Linked DNA regions of Homo sapiens: region 2 is linked to region 1. A link is a contact called in ENCODE Hi-C or POLR2A ChIA-PET data. All regions are on one chromosome and are shown on one strand. The core of a region is the stretch at or near the end of the contact, and the rest is flanking DNA. Distances in the headings are between cores, read along the strand shown.

Region 1 (6,034 bases), core at 2,565-5,064:
AAATTCACAAATCCTACTATATTTAGGGTATAGTCTGCTGTTAAATCCATCAAATGAGCTCTTAATTTCAGGTATTGTACTTTTCGTGTCTGGAATGTTCATTTGCTTCTTTTACATAATTTCCAATTCTTGGAGGCCGAGGCAGGCGGATCATCTGAGGTCAGGAGTTCGAGACCAGCCTGGCCAACATGGCAAAACACCGTCTCTACTAAAAATACAAAAATTATCTGGGTGTGGTGGTACACACCTGTAGCCCCAGCTACTCATGAGGCTAAGGCAGGAGGTTCACTTGAACCCAGGAGGCGGAAGTTGCAGTGAGCTGAGATGGCACCACTGCTCTCCAGCCTGGGCAACAGAGCAAGACTCCATCTCAAAAACAGATGAGTAAATTCCAATTCTCTATTAAAATTCTCCCTTTTCACACATTTTGTTCTTTTCCTCTACTTTCATAAATTTTCATGATAGTTGTTTTAAAATCCTTGTCTGATTACTTTTACATTTGAATAATCTGTGGGGTCTGCTTCTGTGTTTTTTTTTTTTCTCTTCGTCAGTTACATTTTTCTGCTTCCTTGCATGTTCCATAATTTTTTTTAAGTGTACAGCAGACATTCTATTTTTAAAGAACCATAAAGACTGAAGTTGGTCATATTTTCCTCCATAGAGAGTTTGTCCTTTCCCTGCTGAGTAGGGTGAGAACTCATCACTTTATTAGGAATTGAACTGGGCTAGGGCTAGGAAGCCACCTTGATTAGATTCAGTGCCCTGTAGTTTCAAATGTCTACAGAATGAGGCCTGCCATATGTTTATTGTGGACTTGTCTTTCTCAGAATTTTGTTTCCAAGCATATCAAGACTATGAAAGGGGCCAGACTCTGTGGCTCACACCTGTAACCCCAGCACTTTGGGAGGCTGAGGTGGACCAACCGATTGAGCCCAGAAGTTAGAGGCCAGCCTGGGCAATATGGTGAAACCCTGTCTCTTGTAAAAATACAAAAATTAACCAGGCGTAGTGGTGCATGCCTGTGATCCCAGCTACTCAGGAAGCTGAGCCTGGAGGATCACTTAATCCCAGGAGGTCGAGACTGCAGTGAGTTGTGATTGCACCACAGCACTCCAGCCTGGGTGACAGAGTGAGACCCTGTCTCAAAAAAAAAAAAAAAAAAAAAAGACTATGAAAGGTTTAACCTTGTCTTTCTCGCCTTCCTAGCCCCACCTTCCACCCTTCCATGCTGCCCTAGTACTCAGCAAATGCCCCATAGGGCAAACTGGCCATGCATTTGGGGGTTTTTCTAGATTCCAATCCGTCATGCCATCCCAATGGCTGTCAAAATGTCTGTTGGATTCTCTTTCCTCTAGTAGAGATGCCAGTACCTTTAGCAGGGCCCAGTCCTCAGCTCTCATGTTTGAGAAATGACCTCAGAGAATAAGGCCAGCTCACTCAGGAAATGTTTTTCCTTCTTAAGAATTTTAGTTAAGCTAAGTCATTGCTTACATCGGTCTCCAGTGTCTTCAAAGAAAAAAATATATACAATGTGCTTACTTCCTAAGTTATGGTGGAGTAATGGCTTGCTATTGCTATGTCCAAAAAGCAAAAGCTCCATTAAGTTTTCAATTTTAATTATTATATTTTGTTGTTTTTCAAAAATGCATTGTCATTTGGTGGTTATGAATTATAATTATGTTTAAAATTTTTTTCATTTATTTATGTAAACATATCAAACAGCTTTATATTCTGTATCTGATAGTTCCAGTAATCTAATAATCTTTATAAATATTTCTATTGTTTCTGCTGACTCTTGCTAATGGTGCTTTATTCCCCTATATTTTTCATGATGTTTATGTATGTGTGTGACTTTATGCTCATTAAAACTATATGCAAATTATTCAAGGCCCTAAATGTAAATTCTTCATGGGAGAATTTGTGTTTGTTTCCATCAGACATGGGGACACTACCAATTTTGGTCTTCTTTAAATTAAAATTCTCAGCTTATACAGTTGTTGGGTTTTTGTTGTGTGTTGGATATTTGTTTATTTATTTATTTATATTTTGGTGGATGGGGAAGAGCATTGGGCAAATGGAGTTAGTTCAGTCCCTACACCTACATAAAGATGTGGGTCACCATGAATTCCTGGGGGAGACTTTTTCCCCTCACTGTGAGTTAAGCCCAAGAGAGAAAAGGGTTTTTTGTTTTGTTTTGTTTTTTTCTGTTTGCCTCTGGGTTTTTTCTTTCTTTTTCTTTTCCTTTGTTTTGTTTTCTGTTTGTTTAATTTTGCCTCGGTTCATCCTTTGCACGTGTAGCCCTTCCTGGGTCCCAGATTTATGTAGAAGGTCTCTGCTATGATTCCCCTTCATGGGCTTTGTCTCCTGTTCTGTCCCAATCCATTTACTTCCGTCTATACCCAGGAATATCCAAGCAATTAGGCCACCGAGGAGCAGTACATGTCCCAGCTTATTCATCTCTCTGGGCTCATGTTCCTACATTGTCCTGATATCAGAAGAAATATCTTTTGCACAGGCTAATTCATTTAAAGGGGTATTTTATCTTTCATCTGGAGGTGTTTTGTAGAAGACAACCTTCAAGATCTCCAACTTACTTCATTTCTAGAAGTAGAAGCTCTGTGTGCTTCAATACATCAGCTCAGATTCTCCTACCTTTTAATCTAATGTATTACCGACTAGTTCATCATTGCAAAGCCATGGTTCTGTCCCTGGGAAGACAATGGTACAAGATCTGGAAGAATTTTTTCAGACTCACATCTTATAAATGTGGTTTCTGCCCAGCTAATGGTACTAGAAATCTTCTGAAAGCTACAAGGCCACTTTTTAAAATGTTCAGTTTATCCAGAGTGTATGGGAATAATTTGGGCTTACTGTGTTTCTTATTCACGCACCCCCGCTTAGTGCAGATGTTGGCTGCATTTACCAATTGGACAAACCAGTCTGGGCGCGGTGGCTCACGATTGTAATCCCAGCATTTTGGGAGGCCAAGGCAGGCAGATCATGAGGTCATGAGTTCGAGACCATCCTGGCCAACATGGTGAAACCCCATCTCTACTAAAAATACAAAAAAATTAGCCAGGCAGGCGTGGTGGCACATGCCTGTAATTCCAGTTACTCAGGAGGCTGAGGCAGGAGAACTGCTTGAACCTGGGAGATGGAGGGTGTGGTGAGCCAAGATCGCACCATTGCACTCCAGCCTGGGCAACAAGAGCAAAACTCCGTCTCAAAGAAAAAAAAATTGGACAAACCAATGGTCATTACTGCCAAGCACCACACAGCCTATGGAAAAGCTGTAAATGGAAACTCAGATGAATATTGTATTTCACAGCCATGCTGTCGTTGGTTCTTTCAGTGCAAAAGACAACCTAGGCACATCAATTTCGTTTTCATGCTTCTCAACATAATGAATTTGCTTCAAGAAAGTGGATAATTTACTCCTAAGACACAGGAGGCAATGGTCTACTAGTCATTAACTTAATAATTTCAGGTACTCTGTTATTTATTCGGTAAGAAGCTTTTATTGAATATTTGCTGACAAGCATCCTGAGCACTGGAAAGAACAATCCCTGCCTAAGGTACACACCTAAAACAAATGAACTTGACAATGATGTCCAAGTGACATCATTCTATGAGATGGAAAATAAGGGGGAGCGGGGAGAGTGAGTGTTTAATGTTTACCGTATGCTTCCTGCCCTATGTGAATTAACGTTTACTACACTTGGTCTCAGTCAAAAGGCCGAGAAGCAATTAAATTAACTTTTACTGTTTAGTGCCTCTTAACACCTTCATGATGTGGCTTCTTTTTACCCCATCTCATGACTCATTTCCTCACTCTCTACTCCCACAGAACCCACTTTCAGTTTCTCACTGACTGTGGTAGATTGATTGCAAAAATGACTCTCTCTACTCTACTCTGCTCTTCCCAGTATTTGTGCCCTCTGCGATGTGATGTTGCAACAACTGCAAGCAAGAGATAAAGTCAATTTCCCCACTCCTTGAACCTGAGCTGGCTTGCTTTGGCCAATAAATGAAGTGGAAGTGATTTCATACAATTTCCACACCTGGGCTTCAAAAGTCCTTGTGTGCTTGCATTCAGGACCCCCTCCTCTACCCCCTTCTCTCTCTCTGCCACTGCTATTAGAACATGCCTGGTGAGCTTGTTCAAAGCTGAGGGACCACATGGAGTCAAGGCTAGTCTAGACCAGCCAGCCCTTAGCTGCTGACCTCCCAGCTGAGCCTGACCTATATCAGTAAAACTCCCAGCCAGCCTAGGACTCAGCACACACTGGGGATATTACTCCACTAGGTTAGGTCCCCCATGATACAGCCTCATAGGAAATATGGCAACTGTAATATTTGCTTATTTTAAAAATGTCTATCTCCTCTGCTAGACTATTACCTCCATGAGGGCAGGAATCAAGTCTGTCTTGAACACTGCTTTGTCCCTAGTATCCGGCACACTGCTAGCTGCAGTCAGTACTCAGTATTTGCAGATTAAATGAATGAATGAATGTATGGGTGAATCTTCATAGAGTCCAACAGATGAGGAGAACTAAGTAACTTGTTTGAAGTTACCCACCAATGGAGTAGTGAAGCTGAGATCTGAACCAAGTCTCGTTTGACATCATAGTTCATAGACTCAAAATGATGCCATTCCCATGGTTCTGAGGACTCAGTAGCTCTACAGAGGAATCTGCTAAGCCATCTAGATAAAACCATCAAGAATGCTTAATAACTCAGGGGCTGCTGGATTACACTGCTACCAACTCTTCTTTTTTGAAGTCACTGAAAGACACCAGCAATGAGGTCCCAAGAAATGGTTCATGTCATTTTAGGAACAGTCCTATCTTTCCTAATTTGGCTTTCATTCTGGCATGTATTTGCAGAGAGGTGGCACGGTGGCATCATGTGGCATTGTGGTTCAGTCTTCTTTGTAAAATGGGTCTAATAATAATAATGCCTGTGTAACTGGGTTCTTAAAATTAGATCAGTGGGCCGGGCGCGGTGGCTCACGCCTGTAATCCCAGCACTTTGGGAGGCCGAGGCGAGTGGATCATGAGGTCAGGAGATCGAGACCATCCTGGCTAACAAGGTGAAACCCCGTCTCTACTAAAAATACAAAAAATTAGCCGGGCGCGGTGGCGGGCGCCTGTAGTCCCAGCTACTCGGGAGGCTGAGGCAGGAGAATGGCGTGAACCCGGGAAGCGGAGCTTGCAGTGAGCCGAGATTGCGCCACTGCAGTCCGCAGTCCGGCCTGGGCGACAGAGCGAGACTCCGTCTCAAAAAAAAAAAAAAAAAAAAAAAAAAAAAAAAAAAAATTAGATCAGTGTAGGCATGTAAGTGATTGGAACAGCACTTGGCATGTAAGAAGTGCTCATGAAATGTTAACTAATGTTATTATTTGCTATTATTTAGAAATAAGAATGTGTAAATGTTGCCTACTCCTTTTAGGGATAATGTAACTATCAGAATATCTTCAAGCTGTCTGAATGCTACATAATTTAAAACCTTGACATAATTCCCTATACTCCATAGTGACTTTGCTAATGACTATAACCTCTAGTGATCTCTTGTTCCCCAAATTTTTGTCTGCCCTCCATAATTTCACATCCAATTACACTGTTTTTTAATTGTATCTCACACAGTTTACCCTGTGGTTCACTGGATGGAGATTTTACCTCCTGCAGCATCTACAATCGTGCTGGGCATTGAACAGAAGGTGTTCCTGTCTGGAGTCTGGGGAAATGTCCTCTACCCTTCAATGTTGTTGAAAGTTGGCAGAGAGCTGAAAGCCTCATAGCAAACATGCTGCAGGGTTGGCAGATTCCCTTCCCACCCTCCTTGCTCAAGCTGGGAGCTGCTAAACCTTTGGCAGTGAGACATAGGCTGGGAATTTCTCTATGCAACACCTTCACTGAGAGCTATTAGCATGATGTGCCATTATTTTCCTTGGGTTGGATTTTCTCAGGAATACAGCAGCAGGCACTCCACAAGCTGCACATGATTGAAACAGGGAACGCTTGGCAAGAGAGTG
Region 2 (5,624 bases), core at 923-3,422, 190 kb before region 1:
AGGTCTAACATGTAAGTCTTTAATCCATCTTGAATTAATTTTTGTATAAGGTGTAAGGAAGGGATCCAGTTTCAGCTTCCTACATATGGCTAGCCAGTTTTCCCAGCACCATTTATTAAATAGGAAATCCTTTCCCCATTTCTTGTTTTTGCCAGGTTCATCAAAGATCAGATAGTTGTAGATGTGTGGTGTTATTTCTGAGGGCTCTGTTCTGTTCCATTGGTTTATATCTCTGTTTTGGTGCCAGTACCATGCTGTTTTGATTACTGTAGCCTTGTAGTATAGTTTGAAGTCAGGTAGTGTGATGCCTCCAGCTTTGTTCTTTTGGCTTAGGATTGACTTGGCAATGCGGGCTCTTTTTTGGTTCCATATGAACTTTAAAGTAGTTGTTTCCAATTCTGTGAAGAAAGTCATTGGTAGCTTGATGGGGATGGCATTGAATCTATACATTACCTTGGGCAGTATGGCCATTTTCACGATATTGATTCTTCCTATCCATGAGCATGGAACGTTCTTCCATTTGTTTGTGTCCTCTTTTATTTCGTTGAGCAGTGGTTTGTAGTTCTCCTTGAAGAGGTCCTTCACATCCCTTGTAAGTTGGATTCCTAGGTATTTTATTTTCTTTGAAGCAATTGTGAAGGGGAGTTCAGTCATGATTTGGCTCTCTGTTTGTCTGTTATTGGTGTATAAGAATGCCTGTGATTTTTGCACATTGAGTTACAAGACAGGGATGCCCTCTCTCACCACTCCTATTCAACATAGTGTTGGAAGTTCTGGCCAGGGCAATCAGGCAGGAGAAAGAAATAAAGAGTATTCAGTTAGGAAAAGAGGCAGTCAAATTGTCCCTGTTTGCAGATGACATAATTGTATATTTAGAAAACCCCATCGTCTCAGCCCAAAATCTCCTTAAGTTTTACACAATTTTTTAAACTTACCTTGTGATCTTTCTCCTCTGCAACTTTGCTAACGTAGTTCCCATGCCTCTATCTGGACTTCACACTTCTGTGCCCCCTGGAAATACCACTCCCCCACTCCCCAACCAAAAAAGGGAAATTTAAAAAAGAAAGTAAAATTTTCTATCCCCCTTTGAAGACAAATTAAAAGATATAGTCTCCTTCCAAAACTAATTGTTCAGCAAGCTGTGTTCCTATATTTTTCATTCACCATACAGCTCTGATGCCATCGTCTAACAGTTATTAGACTCCATCAGGTTATTTGCCTTGAACCCCAAATCGTTGGGAACTAAGTGATGTTTAGTGCTCAGCTGGGAGGGAGGTCTGGCATTTAAGGGCTCTCTATGAGTGAGTGTAACCCGGGCGAATGCCTGCAGCGAGGAAGGCACAGACACAGAAGACTGCAAGCCTTTATCTGGAAAAGTTTATGGCAACAATGACAGCACGCTTAACAATGATATATTTATTATATAATTATATCATATATGTAAAATATATATTTATTTAATAAAGAGTTGAAAATAAAACTGTGGCTCCACACCTATTTCTTTTCTTTTTTTTTTTGTTTTTGTTTTGGGATGGAGTCTCACTCCGTCGCTCAGGCTGGAATGCAGTGGCGCGATCTCGGCTCACTGCAACCTCTGCCTCCCGGGTTCGTGATTCTCCTGCCTCAGCCTCCCGAGTAGCTGAGATTACAGGCGCACGCCACCACGCCCGGCTAATTTTTGTATTTTTAGTAGAGACGGGGTTCGGATGTTGGCCAGGCTGGTCTCGGACTCCTAAGCTCAAGCGATTCGCCCGCCTCGGCCTCCCAAAGTGCTGGGATTACAGGTGTTAGCCACCGCGCCCTGCCTACGCCCACTTCTTACTATAATCTTTCCATTCACTAGCGGCTTCTCTGATCCCATTTCCTCTTCGAACCTGAGCTCAAACCAGCCTGGGTCTGACCGGCCAATCCGAGCGCAGTCTTCCGCAGTCGCGAGTACGGCTGCAGCCAATGAGAGACCGGGGCGCCTCGGTGGGGTGAGACAGGGCGCTCACTGGCGGAACCCCGGGGGACGCGGTGATGGGAGGAGTGTGGGAGGGGCAGTGGAACTGGAGTCAGCTAATGGCTGACGCACTACGCGCAGAGGGAAAGACGGGTCACCAATAGCGACACGGATATGGCCCCGCGGGCGGGGTTTAGGCCCAAAGTGGTGTCGGAGCAGCGCCTATTAGTGTCATCCTCACCGTCACGGCCGGCGCCTCCTCCTGGATTCATTCACTCGCTCTTTTCATTCACGAAGGTAGTGAGGCCTAGTGGAAAGCCATGGAGAGCGCTCTCCCCGCCGCCGGCTTCCTGTACTGGGTCGGCGCGGGCACCGTGGCCTACCTAGCCCTGCGTATTTCGTACTCGCTCTTCACGGCCCTCCGGGTCTGGGGAGTGGGGAATGAGGCGGGGGTCGGCCCGGGGCTCGGAGAATGGGCAGGTGAGTCGGATGCAGCGCCGCGTCCTCGCTCCCGCGGCGGCCCGGACCAGGCCTGGGCCGTGATGACTAGTTCTGGGGTCTGCTCCTGGCCTTCCCCTCCCCAGCTCTCCTCTTTCTCAGGCTCCTGTGCCCCGCGGGCCCCTCCTGGCTCCCTTGGCTGTCTTCTGCTTGCTTAGACTACTTGCAGAGTTTTAAGGTACGAAATACACTGCTCGCTCAATCCTGGGAATCTAAGCTCAGCTTAGGGTGTAGGAGAAAACTGCCTTAAGTCTCTGGGGCTTGTGCCCTTTAAGCCATTCCGTGTTCATGGAGCCAGTCAGTCGCCCTGCTGCCTCCTCAGTCACACGCTGTCCTCCTTGGTTCGCCCCTTGTAAGTGTTTTTAAAATAAAGTTTTTCGCTCGGTTTGAATATTGGCCCTGTGCTAAGGATGCAGAGCATTCTGTTAACATGTTTGGGCAGAGGATGGAAAGGGGTGTAGGGACACAATTTCAGAAGGCTTTTTGCACTGCGGAATCGTACCTCCCCAGTTACGATTAAGATAGTAATCGTATCTGGATTTGGCCTATTTCATACAATTACAAAGCCCCTTTAAAAGGAATTCTCGCTAAACTGTTCTGGAGTCCTAACGAGTAGCAAGAACTATTGCTTCTGTAAAATGATAACTCATCATGTTAAAATCAGATTTTTTTTTTTTTTTCACAAGGACGTTTGTAGGAAAAAGTATACCCGTAAAGAGTGAACCAAACACATGGAACTTGTAGTCGGAGGATTTTTAAAATGGAGGACGAAGGTCAGGTTGAGGAAATAGGGAAAATTATCTGCAGGGAAGTTTTGCTCCCCCCCCCCTTTTTTTTTTCTTTTTCAACCTATTTTGTTTCCTTCTTTGCTTTATTTTTCGTCTCTTGGCCTTTTTTCCCTTTAAACCGAGTGATTACTTATGATATGCTTGTGGTCCTACCCTGAGATGATTATTTATTTTGATGTTTTATAATCGAATGTGCACTTCCTAAGCATTTTATTGAATTTTGGGGTGGTTAGGCATTGCCTGCAGACTGGGCTCAGGTAAGATACACTAATAATGTTACTCCATGTTCTTTGTTTATTTAGAAACATTTAAACAACCTAGTAGGAAAGACATATGTTAACCTTTTGGGTTTATGTTAACATTAAGAGAAAACATCTTAGCAGTGGATATGTATGTGAAATCTTTGGACGATGTGGAGCAACATTATAATTCTGTTTCACAGTCACCTGTTTCTCTGAAAAAGGAAGTGAAATGTTCAGCTGGGTGTGATGGCTCACGCCTGTAATCCCAGCATTTTGGGAGGCCGAGGCGAGTGGATCACAAGGTCAGGAGTTTGAGACCAGCCTGACCAACACGGTGAAACCCCGTCTGTACTAAAAATACAAAAATTAGCTGGGCGTGGTGGCGCGCCCCTGTAGTCCCAGAGGCTGAGGCAAGAGAATCGCTTGAACCCAGGAGGCGGAGTTTGCAGTGAGCCGAGATCATGCCACTGCACTCCATCCAGCCTGGGTGACAGAGCGAGACTCATCTCAAAAAAAAAAAAAAAAAAAAAACAGAAAGTGAAGTATTCAACTTGGTTATAATTAAGATTATGATTTCCCAATTGACTTGCCCACATTCTTCATTGTTAGTTTTGGAAAACCTGTTTGAAGACTTTTGACTACAAAAGACTACAAGATTTTTATACAAGATAAAAATTAGGGAATTGTATCAAGATAAAATTTGTAATTGGTAAGCAAAGACTAATGTTAATAACTTGTTGTTTTCTTTTCTTTTCTTTTTTTTTTTGAGACAGGGTCTCACTTTGTCACCCAGGCTGGAGGGCAGTGGTGTGGTGGTGTGATCATAGCCAACTGCAGCCTCGAACTCTTGGGTTCAAGTGATCCTCCCATGTGAGCCTCCTGAGTAGCTGGGACTACAGGTGTGCATCACCACACCAGCTCATTTTTTTTGTTTTTTGTAGAGACAAGGCCTCACTCTGTTTCAGAGGCTGGTCTGGAAGACCTGAGATCAAGCAATCCTCCTGCTTCAGCCTCCCAAAGTGCTGGGATTACATGTGTGAGCCACCATGCCTGGATGTGTTTTTTTTTGTTTTTTTTTTTTTTTCTCTTTAAAATTGACCATATTGGTTGATTATTCAAATGATAAGTCCAAGTCATCTACATATGAGTGTACAGTAAAAGGCAAGTGATGTAACACCATAAGTAACATTTGTGTTGAAAAGATTTGGCCCCAGAGGAAGGATAATTGATAAATTAAGGGAAGTATTTGTGTAAGATTTAGATATGAAATTTGAACTGGAACACTGGAACAGCAGAGGATCATAGTATCATAATTGAAGTGAAATGCTGACAGGTTCAATTTACCCTGGGTTTTGGATTTTTTTTTTTTAAATGCTTAAGCAGAAGAAGTGATCTTAAAAGAAAATACTCCCTTTATCTTCAAATTCTGGGACTCTTCAAAAACAAAATTAAGAGCAGCTCATCTTAAACAGGTTCTTCACATGAGTTGGAGGGGTGAACTGAAATAATTTGAAAAACAAACTAGCAGAGATGACACTTGAATAATTAGAGTTGTGATTAAAAATATTGTTCCACCAAAGTTATGATTTTAGAATTGTTGTATGTAAATAGTACTAGTAAGTTTTTTCCCTACGAAATTACTATCTTAATCTCAAGAGTCTCTGTTCTTATGCAGCCTTTGAATCTACTTTCTAGTACTAATATTTAATATTTTCCTCTTTAAAACCAATTATATATTTTAAGTATTTTATTAGTATATGTTGAATTGATACTATATTTTTATTCTTGTTATTCTTAGTCTCTTCATGTGAGTATCTTCATGTGAGTATGTTTAATCTGTCTGCCTCAGATTTTAGGATCTGAGGGGCAGAAAGCGTGGATTCTCACTTTTTGTCTTTTCTCACAAATTGGCTCTTCTAAATTTAAGAACAAAAACTTTGAAAAACTTGAAATACAGGTATGCTTCACAATCAGTAAAATATTCTAGATAACAGTTTCCTTAGTGTTGTTAGGCTTTCAAGACTGTCCATTACTTGGCTGGCCCACACTCTAATTTATCTCCATCTCCTGGTCAAGAGCTGGGCCATCTCTTTCTCCTAGTTCTCACCAGTAACATTCCCACTCAGGTGAATCCCCTGTGTTCCCTATACCCCT

Evidence for each region. A loop is a pair of places that touch in the nucleus more often than their neighbours do. ChIA-PET counts read pairs that join two places held with the same protein, here RNA polymerase II (POLR2A). Pooled maps may share reads with other maps.
Region 2: a map of natural killer cell shows a loop between it and region 1 (8-fold over the local background). The contact joins the promoter of HSD17B12 here to the enhancer-like site in region 1. A Hi-C loop is called at or near these places in 8 of 168 maps with a recorded cell type or tissue (CD14-positive monocyte, CD4-positive, alpha-beta memory T cell, IMR-90 and 5 more), 19 of 37 single-sample maps with no recorded cell type and 18 of 50 pooled maps. POLR2A ChIA-PET finds 5 or more read pairs at or near these places in 2 of 52 experiments (activated naive CD4-positive, alpha-beta T cell and activated naive CD8-positive, alpha-beta T cell).

The regions. Positions count from the first base shown.
Region 1 is chr11:43,865,302-43,871,335 of GRCh38, forward strand. No RefSeq gene overlaps it. Among named protein-coding and RNA genes, the nearest start is that of ALKBH3, 13 kb to the right of the region's middle. Within about 2 kb of position 3,815, at least 6 of the 41 ENCODE cell types and tissues checked have a DNase peak (open chromatin) inside an H3K27ac peak, as active enhancers do; they include CD14-positive monocyte and natural killer cell, where a contact is called at or near this core.
Region 2 is chr11:43,678,566-43,684,189 of GRCh38, forward strand. It overlaps HSD17B12 (hydroxysteroid 17-beta dehydrogenase 12), which reads left to right and starts at 2,173. Exons shown (of 11, transcript NM_016142.3): 1 at 2,173-2,422. The coding sequence starts at 2,263. RefSeq lists enhancers at 1,768-1,817, 2,028-2,593, 2,668-2,717, 2,868-2,927.